Regions from separate parts of the Homo sapiens genome. Here region 2 is linked to region 1. The links are chromatin contacts, found by POLR2A ChIA-PET in ENCODE. All regions are on one chromosome and are shown on one strand. Each heading gives the region's core, a stretch centred on a gene start or an enhancer-like site at or near the end of the contact. The rest is flanking DNA. Distances are from core to core; before and after follow the strand shown. Region 1 overlaps CASC15 (cancer susceptibility 15). Region 2 overlaps CASC15 (cancer susceptibility 15).

Region 1 (7,124 bases), core at 1,937-4,436:
TAAGGCTGTTACAGCTATGTCAGTACTTTTTAGAAAAGATAAGCTGAAAGTATTACTCATTTATATTTATAAATCTAATCCTATGCATAACCAATGTTGAGCATTCCAAGCATTAATCCCGTGGTACTTGGCGTATAAAGGCCATGTGGAGCTAGACCTGGAAACACACCGTATACTCATCTCTTTTTGAATCTATGGGTATTTTTCCCCCTTTGGGAGTTCATTTTTCCTGGTTGTTCTGGGGGCTCACTGAGATGTAAGAGTTTCAGATTCTGGTTTCTTTGCGGAAAGACAGCAGAGTTCAAATTAGGCTCATAGACATTCTTGCCTAGTTGCCAATAATTCCTTACACAGTGACGATGGAGGTAAAAGAACACTGAGCAAGCCAAGAGCAGGGAGGGGAAGAGAGGAATCTCAAAGAATTCAGATGGGCCTACAAGGCAATTAATGTCAATACATTTCCTGTTTCCCACAACTTGGTTAGAGGTGGAGCTTGCAGTGACCTGAGATCGCGCTACTGTCCTCTAGCCCGGGAGACAGAGTGAGACTCTGTCCCCCAACAAAAAAAGTACAATTTTTGGCCAGGCGCGGTGGCTCACGCCTACAATCCCAGCACTTTGGGAGGCCGAGACGGGCAGATCACCCGAGGTCGGGAGTTCGAGACCAGCCTGACCAACATGGAGAAACCCTGTCTCTACTAAAAATACAAAATTAGCCTGGCGTAGTGGCACATACCTGTAATCCCAGCTACTCGGGAGGCTGAGGCAGGAGAATTGCTATAACCCGGGAGGCGGAGGTTGCAGTGAGCCGAGATCGTGCCATTGCACTCCAGCCTGGGCAATAAGAGTGAAACTCAGTCTGAAAAAAATTAAAATAAAAAGTACAATTTTTATACTAACGATGGCTATGTTATATATATATATATATATTTATATAATTTTTTTAGACGGAGTTTCGCTCTTGTTGCCCAGGCTGGAGTGTAATGGCACGTTCTCAGCTCACTGAAACCTCTGCCTCCCGGGTTCAAGCGATTCTCCTGCCTCAGCCTCCCGAGTAGCTGGGATTACAGGCATACGCCACCACGCCCGGCTAATTTTGTATTTTTTAGTAGAGACGGGGTTTCTACATGTTGGTCAGGCTGGTCGCGAACTCTCAACCTTGGGTGATCCGCCCGCCTTGGCCTCCCAGAGTGCTGGGATTACAGGCGTGAGCCACTGTGCCCGGCCTTTTTAAAAAAACTTTTTTTTAGATGGAGTTTCACTCTTGTTGCTCAGGAGTTGCACCTGGAGTGCAGTGGTGCAATCTCGGCTCACTGCAACCTCTGTCTCCTGGGTTCAAGTGATTCTCCTGTTTCAGCCTCCTGAGTAGCTGGGATGATAGGAGCATGCCACCACGTCCAGCTAATTCTTGTATTTTTAGTAGAGATGGGGTTTCATCATATTGGACAGGCTGATCTTGAACTCCTGACCTCAGATGATCCACCTGCCTCAGCCTCCCAAAGTGGTGGGATTACAGGCGTGAGCCACCACGCCTGGCCAGTTATATCTTTTTACCTGACGAAAACTGTAAACAACTTTTGGCATTCTACGCCTTTCAAAACAATTCAACTTTTTTTTTTTTTTTTAAATTTAAATCATGGAATTCAGATGAGCCTTCAAGGCAATTAATGTGAGTTAGGTCATATTGAACCTGTGTTTAGAGATACGTAAGGACTTTGATTAGTGCCCATCTTGTGCCAGCTTGTATTTCCCGTTTAGAGTTGGCAAAGGACAACATGTTGTAGCATTGGTCTTAGATGAATTATTGGTCTTAGGTTTTATTACCTAAAACCTGGATTTATTTATTTTTAACAATTAACCGAACTGTGACATCAATATCAGTTCCCATTCTTTGGTCACAGTTTAGTCATTTGAGAAAGGGTTGAGAGGCTTTTTAGGAGAAAAATTCATGCACATGCAGAGTCTACTCTAACACAGAACCACCTCACATTGAGTTTTGAAGCTAAATGATCTTTCCACGGTAATTATAATTAAGACCAGTATATTACAAAGAATCAGTTTACCAAAAAGAACTTTAAAAACCCTGAAGAACTAGGCCACATGCCTAGTTCACACCTGTAATCCCAGCACTTTGGGAGGCCAAGGCAGGCGGATCACCTGAGGTCAGGAGTTCGAGACCAGACTGACCAACATGGTGAAACCCCATCTCTACTAAAAATACAAAATTATCTGGGCATGGTGGTGCATGCCTGTAATCCCAGCTATTTGGGAGGCTGAGGCTGGAGAATAGCTTGAATCTGGGATTCTGGGAGGTGGAGGTTGCAATAAGCCAAGATCATGCCATTGCACACCAGCCTGGGCAACAAGAGTGAAACTGTCTAAAAAAAAAAAGGCCAGCTGGGGACTGAGGAGCAATTTGGGGTTATGTTGATCTTCTTGGGCTGGCAGAGTCTCTGGGCAACAGAGTTCATGCAGCTGGATTAAGGTTGCACCCTGTAGTTTCTCTTTCCACTTGGACAGAAATGGAGGTGTTGGGCCTATAATCTGGTCCTTGCCCAAAGCCAAGTTAGTGTTATGCAGTATTTCTGTTTTGAACACATTTGTCCTTATTTTCCCTTTTCTCTTCTTGCCCACTAGTAGGGAAAAAAATAATCCGAGTTATTTGCTTGGGTGGAGCCACTCTTTGATTGCAATGCCCCAGGGTTTTCTAGGTTAACAAATTGGAGCTTTCCAGCCGGCTGAGTAGGGGTGGGCTACAGCTCTTCTACCCTGCCTTCTCATATTCCTTTCCTTCCTTCCCACTCCAGAAGAGAAAGCAGAGGCCTGGTTGCTGAGTGTGGAGGACATGCTGTTTTGGGGAGCCTAGGGACTGTTGACCACAGCTGTGTCTTTTTGTGGAGAGGAGTTTCAGCATATTCTTGGAAGGTGTGGGATGCAAAATATACACCTTTTAGTTGAGTACTTTTGTAATGCAGCCCTGTGTGCCTTAGAGCTCAGAAACACTGGGGAAGGAGGGTGGGGTAGTTGGACGTGAGGGTGAGGATGGGTGGGGAGGAGGCGTAAATCTCCTGGGCTCCATCAGGGCAGGAATCAACATCCCAGGAAGCAGAGACAAACCCTTTGGCTTCTGTCCTTGTGCTCCATGGGTGAATCAGAAAGGACCGTGGTCAGTTATGTGGGAGTGCAGAAAGCCAGCCAGCCAGCACGATTCGCCTTGGAGGAATGACTTCTCATGCTGCCACCTCCTGCTTCTCTGCTGGGGGTGTGGAAGAAACAGTATGGGATGTGGGCGGTTTTCTGCTGCAGTTTATTGAACAAACAGCTGCCCTCCTCCATTTCTCTCCCTCCCTTACCCCCATCCCGCCACATCCTTCTTCCTGGGGCAGGGTATAACCATGCTGTAAACTTTGGTAGTGGGAGAATCTTGCCAATACTTTCTGAAACAGCAACTTTTTTTTTTTTTTTTGGCTTGGAACTGTTAGTTCAAAGCTGGAAACAGAGTAAATAAAATTTGATCTAGTCATTCTAGAAATGATTTGTATCAGTCCAGAAAATGGCCAGAGTCCAGTAGTTTGAATCTAAAAGAGCTGAACTAAGATAAGGTAAGGAGCCAGTTTTTTAACCTGGCAACCACATGCCCCAACTTGAAAGCCTGTTTGCTGCTCTTCTTTTGTTATCATAACCTCTTGAACAGAATACGCCATTTGAAACAACAGTAAACGCTTCTCAGTGGATAAGTTTATGACCTAGTTTTTGACCAAGAGCACTTACGGGATTGAACGGCGCGGGGAAGAGCAAAGGACCTTGGACACCATTCGCCAGGAAGTTCTGTGCAAACCGGGAGCTCGGGGCTCATTAGAAGCCGGAGACATTAAGCAGCAGCTGTTTTATGGTGTGAACTTTTGCACAGAGGATTTCAAGAGGCTCATTCTCCTCGGAAGTCTGTTTGCAAAGTGGTTCTTTCTTGGCTGTTGCTTCATCCTTCTTCAGAGGCCTATTTTCACTCCGAGTGTGAGCATTTCATGCCAAACCCAGCCATGACCTTGTGGCTGCTGAGCTGCCCGCATGGCCTGACCCCACAGGTCTTGGGATGGTGTGCGCAGCAGAGCTAAACCAGGAGGGGTGTCTATCTCAGCTCTGCTGGCTCTGGGGCTGGTCGCACCCTGCAGACTTGGAGTTGAGGACCAGAAACGCAGGGGGATGTTACAAAAGGAGCGTGATCCTGCAGCCCCTTTCCTCTCTCATAAACTGGATGCTTGGCCCTCCATCCTCTCTCCAGCTTTTTTCGTGAACTCTTGCACCCACTCTCAGCCTTCCCCTCTGCACTCTATTAAATCTGAACTTGAGTTCTTGTTCCGCTTAACATGGGAAGATATGCTTTTCAAGGAGAAGTATGAGAAATGAATTAAAATATATCTACAGTTTACTAATGGTGGTATAGGCCTTAGAATATGGTTAACGAAATTTCTTCCTCCTTTCTTTTCTCTTCCTTCTCTCCTTCCTTCCTTTGAAATTGTTTTTCTTTTTATCCTCCCACTTGTATTTGCTTTTACAGTGAAACTACTCAACAAAGCATACTTAGATGTGTTTTAGAAAGAAAAATCATTCTCTCTAAAGAGCACTATTAAAGGCATGATGCAGTCTGGGATCCATGAGAATATAAAACACAGAATTTAAAGGGTCAAAGTTAACGTTAATTATCTATTAACATGATTAATATTAGTAATAAAACTTACTGAAATGATTGGGTCCCATTTTTATATTTCACATTTCTTTTTTAGTAATGTACATCTTGTATATCACAAAAGATTTACCTATTTCTGTTCTTTTATCATTGACACATGAAATCTATATACAAAAAGATTTTTAAATGGGGGGAGGCAACATTCCTATCATCTAATGGAGAAATAATTATATACATGAAAGTGCATGAGAAAATAATATTCAACATTACAACTGTTTAGGCAGTGTTTTACATTTAAATTTAAATTTAATTTACATTTGAAAATGTAAAAGGAAAATACAAGACTGCATGTGCAATATTATCTATGCAAAAGTACACTGTCGAGTGTTTAGAAGGAACCATGCCAGAGAGTTTATAGTAGTTGAATATGGATTATGAACAGTTACTTTTATTTTTAATTTTTTGGGGGACAGAATCTTGCTCTGTCACCCAGGCTGGAGTGCAGTGGTGCGATCTCAGCTCACTGCAGCCTCTGCCTCCTGGGTTCAAGTGATTCTCCTGCCTCAGCCTCCTGAGTAGCTGGGATTACAGGTGCCCACCACCACACCCGGCTAATTTTTGTATTTTTAGTACAGACAGGATTTCACCATATTGGCCAGGCTGGTCTCAAACTCCTGACCTCAAGTGATCCACCCGCCTTGGCCTCCCGAAGTGCTGGGACTACAGGCGTGAGCTGCCACGCCAGATTATGAGCATTTAAAATTGTTTTCTTTTTACATTCTCTTTCCTCAGTTTTCCACAATGAGCAAGCAAATCTTTTATAATTAGAACATCTAACCTTTATTAAAATACTTTAATAAGGATATCTTCCTCTCTGTTCTACCTATTTTTGTGACGTGGTTCATATTAATATAGGAATTACAAAACTTCAAAAAGTTATTCTTGTTTTAGGTCTGTTCATATTTGGAAGGCTTTCAATTTTATGTATACCTCACCCCACTTGGGGCCAGCCTGGGAGCTGTGGGTTTCCTCCCAGAGAGCTCTACTTAGAGAACAGGGCATTTCTTGCCTACTGTGGTAGTCTCCTTCATCTTCTCCTTTTTAAATAATTATTTTGCTGGGTGCAGGGGCTCACACCTGTAGTTTCAGCACTTTAGAGGCTGAGGTAGGAGGATGGCTTGAGCCCAGGAGTTCTGGACCAGCCTGGGCAACATAGTGAGACCTTGTCTCTATTAAAACTTTTAAAATGGCCAGGCACAGTGGCTCACGCCTGTAATCCCAGCCAGCATTTTGGGAGGCCAAGGCGGGAAGATGACCTGAGGTCAGGAGTTCAAGACCAGCCTGACCAACATGGAGAAACCCCGTCTCTACTAAAAATACAAAATTCTCATGGCATGGTGGTATATGCCTGTCATCCCAGCTACTCGGGAGGCTGAGGCAGGAGAATTGCTTGAACCCAGGAGGCAGAGGTTGCAGTGAGCTGAGATCATGCCATTGCACTCTAGCCTGGGCAACAAGAGTGAAACTCCATCTCAAAAAAGAAAATAAAAGAAAAAAACATTAAAATTAGTTGAGCCTGGTGGCACGTGCCTCTAGTTCCACCTACTCAGGAGGCTGAGGTGGGAACATTGCTTGAGTCCAGGAGGTTGAGGCTGCAGCGAGCCGTGCTCACACTATTGCACTCCAGCCTGGGCGCCAGAGAGACCCTGTCTTAAAAAATAAATAAGTAAATACATAAATAAAAATTAATAAATAAATAAGTAAATCTCTCACTGCATTGCTCAGTGATTCTTTTTCTTTGACTTAAAGGACATACTCTTTTACCCTGCTCATATTATGTTTCTGGTTTTTTTCCTTCTGGGATTTTCCTCTCACCCCATTGTGTTGTTTCTGCCCGTGTTCCTTTTTCCTCCACTGAGGAGATGATCCCTGAATTACTTTATTGAGGATGACTCACAATCAGGGAGCAACAAGTCGCCAATAAAGTTGACAGTGCTTCTTAGGGACCCCATTTGTGGCAATAAAATTTGCAACTAGGCAAGAGAAATTTCAATTTGCAATACAGTGTTTTTAATTGTTCAGATACGTCTTTAAAATACAGTATGGCAAGTTAAAGTCACTTACGAACTGCTGAGATTTTTCTTACCAAAAAAGGTGCTGCCTAGAAAGAACTTTTCAGCAGTGATGCTCAGTTGTTGGCTCAAACATTTGCAGTCTGAAATGATGAAACTGTGCTTGACACATAGTACAGAGGGACATGTTTCTTCCATATCTTGATTGGGAGAACCTTTGAACTAGAAGTGGCACTACCCAGGTTGGTGAATTGAGTAGATCCTTTAGGTACTGGTGCATTTTAGCCCTGGATCCACCTTTTATGTGCTACATAATAGAAATGAAATGAAAACTATTTAACTTTCCCTTGCTGCCTCCACTTTTTTTTG
Region 2 (7,124 bases), core at 2,151-4,650, 230 kb after region 1:
CCCATTCTGTGGGTGGCCTTTTTACTCTGTTGTCTTTTGATGTGCAAAATTTTAAAATTTTTAAATGAAGTCTAATTTATCTATTCTTTTCCTTTTGTTGCTTATGCCTTTGGCATCATATCCAAGAAATAACTGCCACATTCAATGACATGAAGCTTTTGTCCCATTTTCTCCTAGGAGATTTATAGATTTAGGTCTTATGCTTAGGTCTTTGTTCCATTTTGAGTTAATTTTTGTATATGGTGTTATGTAAAGTCTGACTTCATTCTTTCGCATGTGGACATTTCATTTTCCTGGCACCATTTGTTGAAAATGTTGCCCCTTCCCATTGAGTGGTCTCGGCATCCTTGTCAAAAATCATTTGACCATATATGTGAGGTTTTATTTCTGGGTTTTCTGTTCTGCTGGTGCATCTCTCTGTCTTTATGCTAGTATCACCATGTTTTGATCACTGTAGCTTTGTAGTAAGTTTTGAAGTCAGGAAGTGTGAATCCTTCAGCTTTGTTCTTTTTCAAGATTGTTTTTGGCTATTCAGGGTCCTTTGAGAGTCCCTATGGATTTTCGAATGGATTTTTCTATTTCTGCAAAAATTGTCATTGGGATTTTGATAGAGATTGCATTGAATCTACAGATTGCTTTGGGTGGTATTTATATCTTAACGGTATGAAGTTTTCTAATTCATGAACATGGTATGTGTTTTTATGTATTTATGTCTTTTTAAATTTCTTTCAGAAAGTTTTTATTGTACAAGTCTCTTAACTCCTTGATTAATTCCTAAGTATTTCATTGTTTTTGATGCTATTATAAATGGAACCATTTTTGTAATTTCCTTTTCAGATTGTTCATTGTTAGTATATATAAATGCAACTTACTTTTATATGTTGGCTTTGTATCCTGCTACTTTATTGAATTTATTATCTCTAACAATTTTTTGAGTGCGGGATCGGGGGATCTTTCGGAGATAAGATCAGATCATTTGCAAACAGAAATAGTTTTATTTTTCCTTTCCAATTTGGATGGCCTTTATTTCGTTTTCTTGCCTAATTGCTCTGGCTAGAGCTTCTTGTACCATGTTGAATAGAAGTGGTGAAAGCAGGCATCCTTGCCTTATTTCTGATCTTAGAGTAAATGCTTTTAGTCTTTCACCATTATGATGTTGGCTATGGGTTTTTTCATATATGGATTTTATTATATTGAGGTAGATTTCTTTCTAGTATGTTGAGTATTTTCAACATGAAAGGGTATTGAATTTTGTCAAGTCCTTTTTCTGAATCAACCACATTGAGATGATCATGTGGTTTTAGTCTTTCATTCTGTTAACATTATATATTATATCAATTTTTCTATGTTAAACCATCCTTGCATTTCGGGACTAAATCTCATTTGGTTGTGGTGTATAATTCTTTTAATATTCTGCTGAACTCAGATGGCTAGTATTTTGTTGACAGTTTTTACATCAGTGTTTATAAGGGATATTGGTCTATAGTTTTCTTTCTTTTTCTGGCTTTGCTATCACGGTAATACTGGCCTCATAGAATGAATTAAAAAGTGTTTTATCAGCCGGGTGCAGTGGCTCATGCCTGTAATCCCAGGACTTTGGAAGGCTGAGGTGGATGGATCACCTGAGGTCAGGAGTTCAAGACCAGCCTGGCCAACATGGTGAAACCCCATCTCTACTAAAAATACAAAAATCAGCTGGGCATGGTGGTGTGTATTGGTAGTCCCAGCTACTGAGGCAGGAGAATCACTCGAACCCAGGAGGCAGAAGCTGCAGTGAGCCAAGATTGCGCCACTGTACTCCAGCCTGGGCAACAGAGTAAGACTCAGTCTCAAAAAACAAACAAACAAACAAAACGTGTTTTATCTTCTTCAGTATTTTGAAAGAGTTTGAGAAAGATTGGTGTTAATTCTTTATTTTTATTTTTATTTTTTGAGACGGAGTTTCACTCTTGTTGTCCAGGCTGGAGTGCAATGGTGCAATCTCAGCTCATTGCAACCTCTGCCTCTCAGGTTCAAGTGATTCTCCTGCCTCAGCCTCCCAAGTAGCTGGGATTACAGGCATGTGCCACCATGCCCAGCTATTTTTTGTATTTTTTTTAGTAGAGACAGGGTTTCATCATGTTGGCCAGGCTGGTCTTAAACACCTGACCTCAGGTGATCCACCTGCCTCAGTTTCCCAAAGTGCTGGGATTATAGGTGTGAGCCACTGCGCCTGGCTTACTTCTTTAAATGTTTGGTGGAAGGTTGTGCATTTTTAAAAACAGTTTTAAAGAATATATTTAATCAGCTGAACTGAGGGAATTGTTACATTTAGGATAAAGAGAAGTTTGGAAAACTGTGGGGTTTCCAGATTCATTGTTTTATCTCCAAGTGACAATTCCCTTCTGCTCTCCCGAGTCTTTACCACAGGACTGAAGATTCAGTTTGGCCTCTGTGATGTGGCCTGGCCGACAGTCTGTTGCTCTCTCATCCTTTAGGAGTCCTGGATGATTAGTAAGCATTTTCTCACAGCAAATGATTCAGAATGAAATGTAGTTCCAGATACAAAAATTATTTCTGAAAATAACCTCACTTCTTTAAAACCATTTCTGTTATATGTTGATTTAAAAGCATTTATACTGATCTCCAGTCAACTTTCTCTTTCTCTTGGTGTTCCTTCTTCATCCCTCTCCCCACTCTCTTTCTCTCTCTTGCCTGCCCACCTGCCCGCCCCCCTCCCTTCCTCCCTCCCTCTCCTTCCCCCTCCTTCTTCCTTCCTTGCTTCCTTCCTTCCTCCCTCCCTCCCTCATGGAATACCCAGAACAATACTGTCTAATAGACATATAATATAAGCCACATGTGTAGCCATGCTAAAAAAAAAAAAATGAAGAGAATTAGGTGAAATTGATTTTAATAACACACTTTATTTAACCTAATATATCCAAAATATTATTTCAATATTTAATTAATATAAAAATTAATGAGCTATTTAACTGTATTTTTCATAGTAAGTCTGTGAAATCCACTGTTTTAAACTTGAGATACATCTCAGTTTGGACTGATCACATTTCAAGGACTCAAGAGCCACATGTGTCTAGTGACCACTGTATTAGACAGTGCAGACCTAGTGTATTTGGTACCAAGCACGTAAAGTCCAGAAAAGGGCAGCCCTCCACTTTGCTTCATGGACAGGACAGATCAATAAAGGATGAATGATGGCTGTGAGTACCTGGGGAGGAGCTGTGCATAGAGTATTAGGGAAGCCCAGAGGAGGGGGTCCAAAGGCAGACCTGTGAGCTGGGGCCTCCCTGCAACTTACTTGGCTTGTTCACTACCACTAGATCTCATTTCTTTGAACTAGTCCCCTGTGGGGAGGCAACTGAGCTGGAGTTTGGCATGGGCCCCAGTCCATCAGACATTAACTTTTTGCCTCATGTATTAAGAGAGCCACTGGCAAGTTCACATTTAATTACAGGCTCTGCTCTGGCCACAGGTTTGGGAGCTGGGATTTTGGAATCACAACCTCACTGCTTTCTGTTCTGGTCTGCCTTTCATTCCCACACACAGGATGGCTCATCTAGCTTCCTGGAGATTGCTCTCCGGCCAGGTGCACCTCCTTGCTTCTTTTTACTGCAGTGCCCAGAGGAAGATGTAAAGTATGACTGAGGGAAGGGAAGGAAGAAAACATTTTTATTTTCTTCTTTGTCTAGACACCTCCCCTACTCATCTCTGGGAGGCAGCACCAAGAGCTCTGGTTGTTAATGGAAAGGTCATCAGGTGGCCTTCTGTGGATCCACCTTGTCCCCACCCTGGCCACTGTGCCTGACCTGCTTCTCAGGGATTTAGAGAGGTAGCTAATGTGGATGGTGTGGCTCCAGCAGTTAGGCAAGTGTGTGTATATCCAGGCTCCCTGCTTGGGGAAGGGTGGTAGAGAGATGTTTACAGATATCCAGCCAGGAAGTGCAAGGGAAGAGGAGGAGCTGTTTCCACTTACCCTCCTACCTCCTTTTGGCTTTCTCTTCTGGCATTGCCTACGGCCAAAAAGGGATGGGAATTTGGCAAAGTAAAAGTATCTCATTGTACTTCCCCACCCCTCCGTCTCACCTCCCTTCTAAGACTTTTTTCTACCCAGGTCACTTAATACTCAAAGACTGCAAATTCCTTTCCTACTGCTGATGTGGAAGAAGCTTGGAAACATGTTCCTTTCCAGGAGATAAGTGATACGGCAGAAAGACGGGTCAGATGAGGCCAAGGGATTGGAGCCAGAGTCTTACCAAACTCGCAGGCAGCTTGTGACTGCGGGCATGCTGTGCTGATGGAGGAGGGGAGGCCTGGGGGCTCCATGCTGTCGGGATTCCTCCCTTGATAAACAGAGTCAAGGTGGGTAGGGGGACCTTGTGAGAGGTGTCCAGCCCTTTAGAAGATTCTATTAGCATGTGTTGGCTTGTTAAATGATCTACCCATTGAGATTGGTGGCCTGGTCCAAGGCTTTGCTTCTGATACCACTTAATCTCTTTTAATATTTGAACTCTATACTATTAACATAGATTTCTTTGGGAACTGTATGCATTTTCCACCACAGGGAATCAAATCCAGCATATAAAGATGGCAAGAATCTCAGTAATTACCTAAATTCATGAAGAAGCCAAAGTAAAAATATTTCTTCTCTTGGGAATAATAAAATAAAATAAAATAAAATAAAATAAAATAAAATAGATGAGAGCTGAATAGCTCTTCTCCTTACCCCACACTCACAAATCTCCTAAAACTCAAAATTAATGTTACAATACACATTAGCAGATAGCATTTTTATCGATAAGTGTTAAATTAAGGAGTTAACACTGAGAAATTGAAACTGATTAAGAAAATGGAAAAGGCCACAGTATTTGAATGTCACATATGCATACTTATATTGTACCGTAGATACTGAAATAAGATCATTGTTACTGGTGCAGCCTGTGGTCAAATGCATTTTTTTTCTTTTTTTTTTTTTTTAAGACAGGGTCTCTTTCTGTCGCCCACGTTGGAATGCTGAAGTACAGCAGTGCAATCATGGCTCACTGCAGCCTTGATCTCCCAGCTGCTCAAGTGATCCTCCCACTTCAGTTTCTTGAGTAGCTGGGACTACAGGCATGCAATACTGTGCCTGGCTAATTTTTTAAATCTATTTTTTTTGTAGAGACAGGTTCTCAGCTCAGGCTGGCCATATGCATTTTGACACCCCAAAATATTTTGAATTATTCTTAGTTTCAGTAGATGAGATGAGTGATCATTTGAGTTCCTTCAACAGGTCATTAGACCAGACCAGAAGCGAGCTGTGATGATAACACAGGCTGTGGGCAGGCAGGCACCATGAGGCACAGTGAGAGCACCAAGACTGTGGGCTTTGGGTTTGAATCCTGGCTCCACTACTAATCAGCCCTGTGCAAGTGACTCAGCCTCTCTTAACCTCATTTATTTTCTGTAAAAATGGGAATTGTAGATTTATATTTATGGAGATTATTAAGATAATCTGTGTAAAATACTTAGTCCACAGTACCTGACAAATATTAAATTCTGAGGAAATATTAATTGCTATTATTACTACTTCAGCTCTGAAAATGCTGTTTTCTTGACAGTAAATGGCTGTTTTGTTTATTTCTGCCAGTAGCAAAGTAATATATTGATTGTTTAATGCCTTCTTGGCCTCTTTGAAAATGTTTAAAATTATGTTTACCTTTTCTTTATATCATTGCAGGTTTTGTGTGTGTGTGTGTGTGTGTGTGTATGTGTGTGTGTGTGTGTGTGAGAGTGAGTGCGTTTTGGGAGGCCAGTAATTACCCTGTGCAGATGGAGCTGCCCAAACAGTCTTTCCCATGGCAACTGAAAAAATAAAAAATAAAAGCAAAAACTTTGAGGTTACATAATTGCCTTCAATAGACTAGGAGGAGTGTAGAGATCATGACTTTTTTTGTGGGTTTTGGTGTTCTTTTGGTGTAAGGTGTTGGGTGAAGGTACAGAGGTCCTACTGAGTAACTGAACAGGATGCTGTTGCTTGCTTTGAAGTGAATAAATTGGTCAAAAGTACAAGTGGGAGGGGAAGTTGAGGTTTAATGAAGGAGGGCCATTATTAATGTTTCCATGGTTTTAGCAGTTTAAAAGTTGGGAGTTTAAATAATGTTGTTAGTTGTGGGGAAAACAGCCCACAGACATTCAGACATAGTTGAAGTTTAGTCTTTCAGTCTTCATTTTAATCTGAAGGTAGGGAGCCGAGCCTTCTGAATCACACAGCAAAGGGATTGCTTCGTAATTTTAACAGTCTGAATTATTGCATGCTCATAATGGCATAAGATTTGCATAGCTCCACCACTCTCATCAAATCCCAATTATCTGAAGATTGTTTCTCTTGGGAGGCAAAAGAATATTATAATTTTTGGGTTTCTTTTAATCTTCCAAAATGATTTATATTCATCCCCTTAAAACCTGGGTGTAACCAAAGGCACTAGGGCCCAAAGAACAGGTGTTGTCTTTCCAGAACATCCATAAAAGGATCCCTGTATACATTCTCTTTGCACCTCTTGTGTAGGGGTTAACATGGAAGGCTTCATTATTTGACTGGAAAGTAGGTTTGACTTTCCCACTGGAGATTTGATACTCTTAGCTCCAGAACCAAGAAAGAGAAGACTATTAGACTTTCCTTGCCCACCACCCCCTCCCCAACCCTGCCAAATGTATGCTAAGCCTATATTTGTTTTATTTCCAACCAATTTGTTGGAAATAAATTGGTTATTTATTTCCTTATTGGTTTTTCTCTCCAGAGACCCAAAAGATCATATAATGCCAACTCTATGTTATTGATAATAATCTGGGCATAGGAAGAACACGGAGAGTTGAAATCCACAAATCCTCCTAAAACCCAACATTCAAAAACCTCTTCTGCTCAGCTCTTTACATGTGAGCAAAGGAAAGGAGAATGAGAGATAAGATATTAAATGAGTACACGTGGCTCAGGGCACTTGGTGTCAGAAACTCTGCGTTACAATCCAGCCTCTTCCAGTTACCTGGTGAGCACTGGGAAATTTTTGTAACTCCCTGAGTTCTCCCTTTATCATTTGTCACATGATGAAAGAACACTTTAGTCTTGTTGGTTGTTGTATTAGATGAGA

What was found. ChIA-PET counts read pairs that join two places held with the same protein, here RNA polymerase II (POLR2A).
Region 2: POLR2A ChIA-PET joins it to region 1 with 14 read pairs in PC-9. The contact joins two enhancer-like sites. POLR2A ChIA-PET finds 5 or more read pairs at or near these places in 3 of 52 experiments (MCF 10A, PC-9 and naive thymus-derived CD8-positive, alpha-beta T cell).

Annotation. Positions count from the first base shown.
Region 1 is chr6:21,805,030-21,812,153 of GRCh38, forward strand. All of the region lies in intron 4 of CASC15 (cancer susceptibility 15), which reads left to right. Among named protein-coding and RNA genes, the nearest start is that of CASC15, 140 kb to the left of the region's middle. Within about 2 kb of position 3,187, at least 17 of the 41 ENCODE cell types and tissues checked have a DNase peak (open chromatin) inside an H3K27ac peak, as active enhancers do.
Region 2 is chr6:22,039,536-22,046,659 of GRCh38, forward strand. All of the region lies in intron 7 of CASC15 (cancer susceptibility 15), which reads left to right. Among named protein-coding and RNA genes, the nearest start is that of NBAT1, 100 kb to the right of the region's middle. Within about 2 kb of position 3,401, at least 10 of the 41 ENCODE cell types and tissues checked have a DNase peak (open chromatin) inside an H3K27ac peak, as active enhancers do.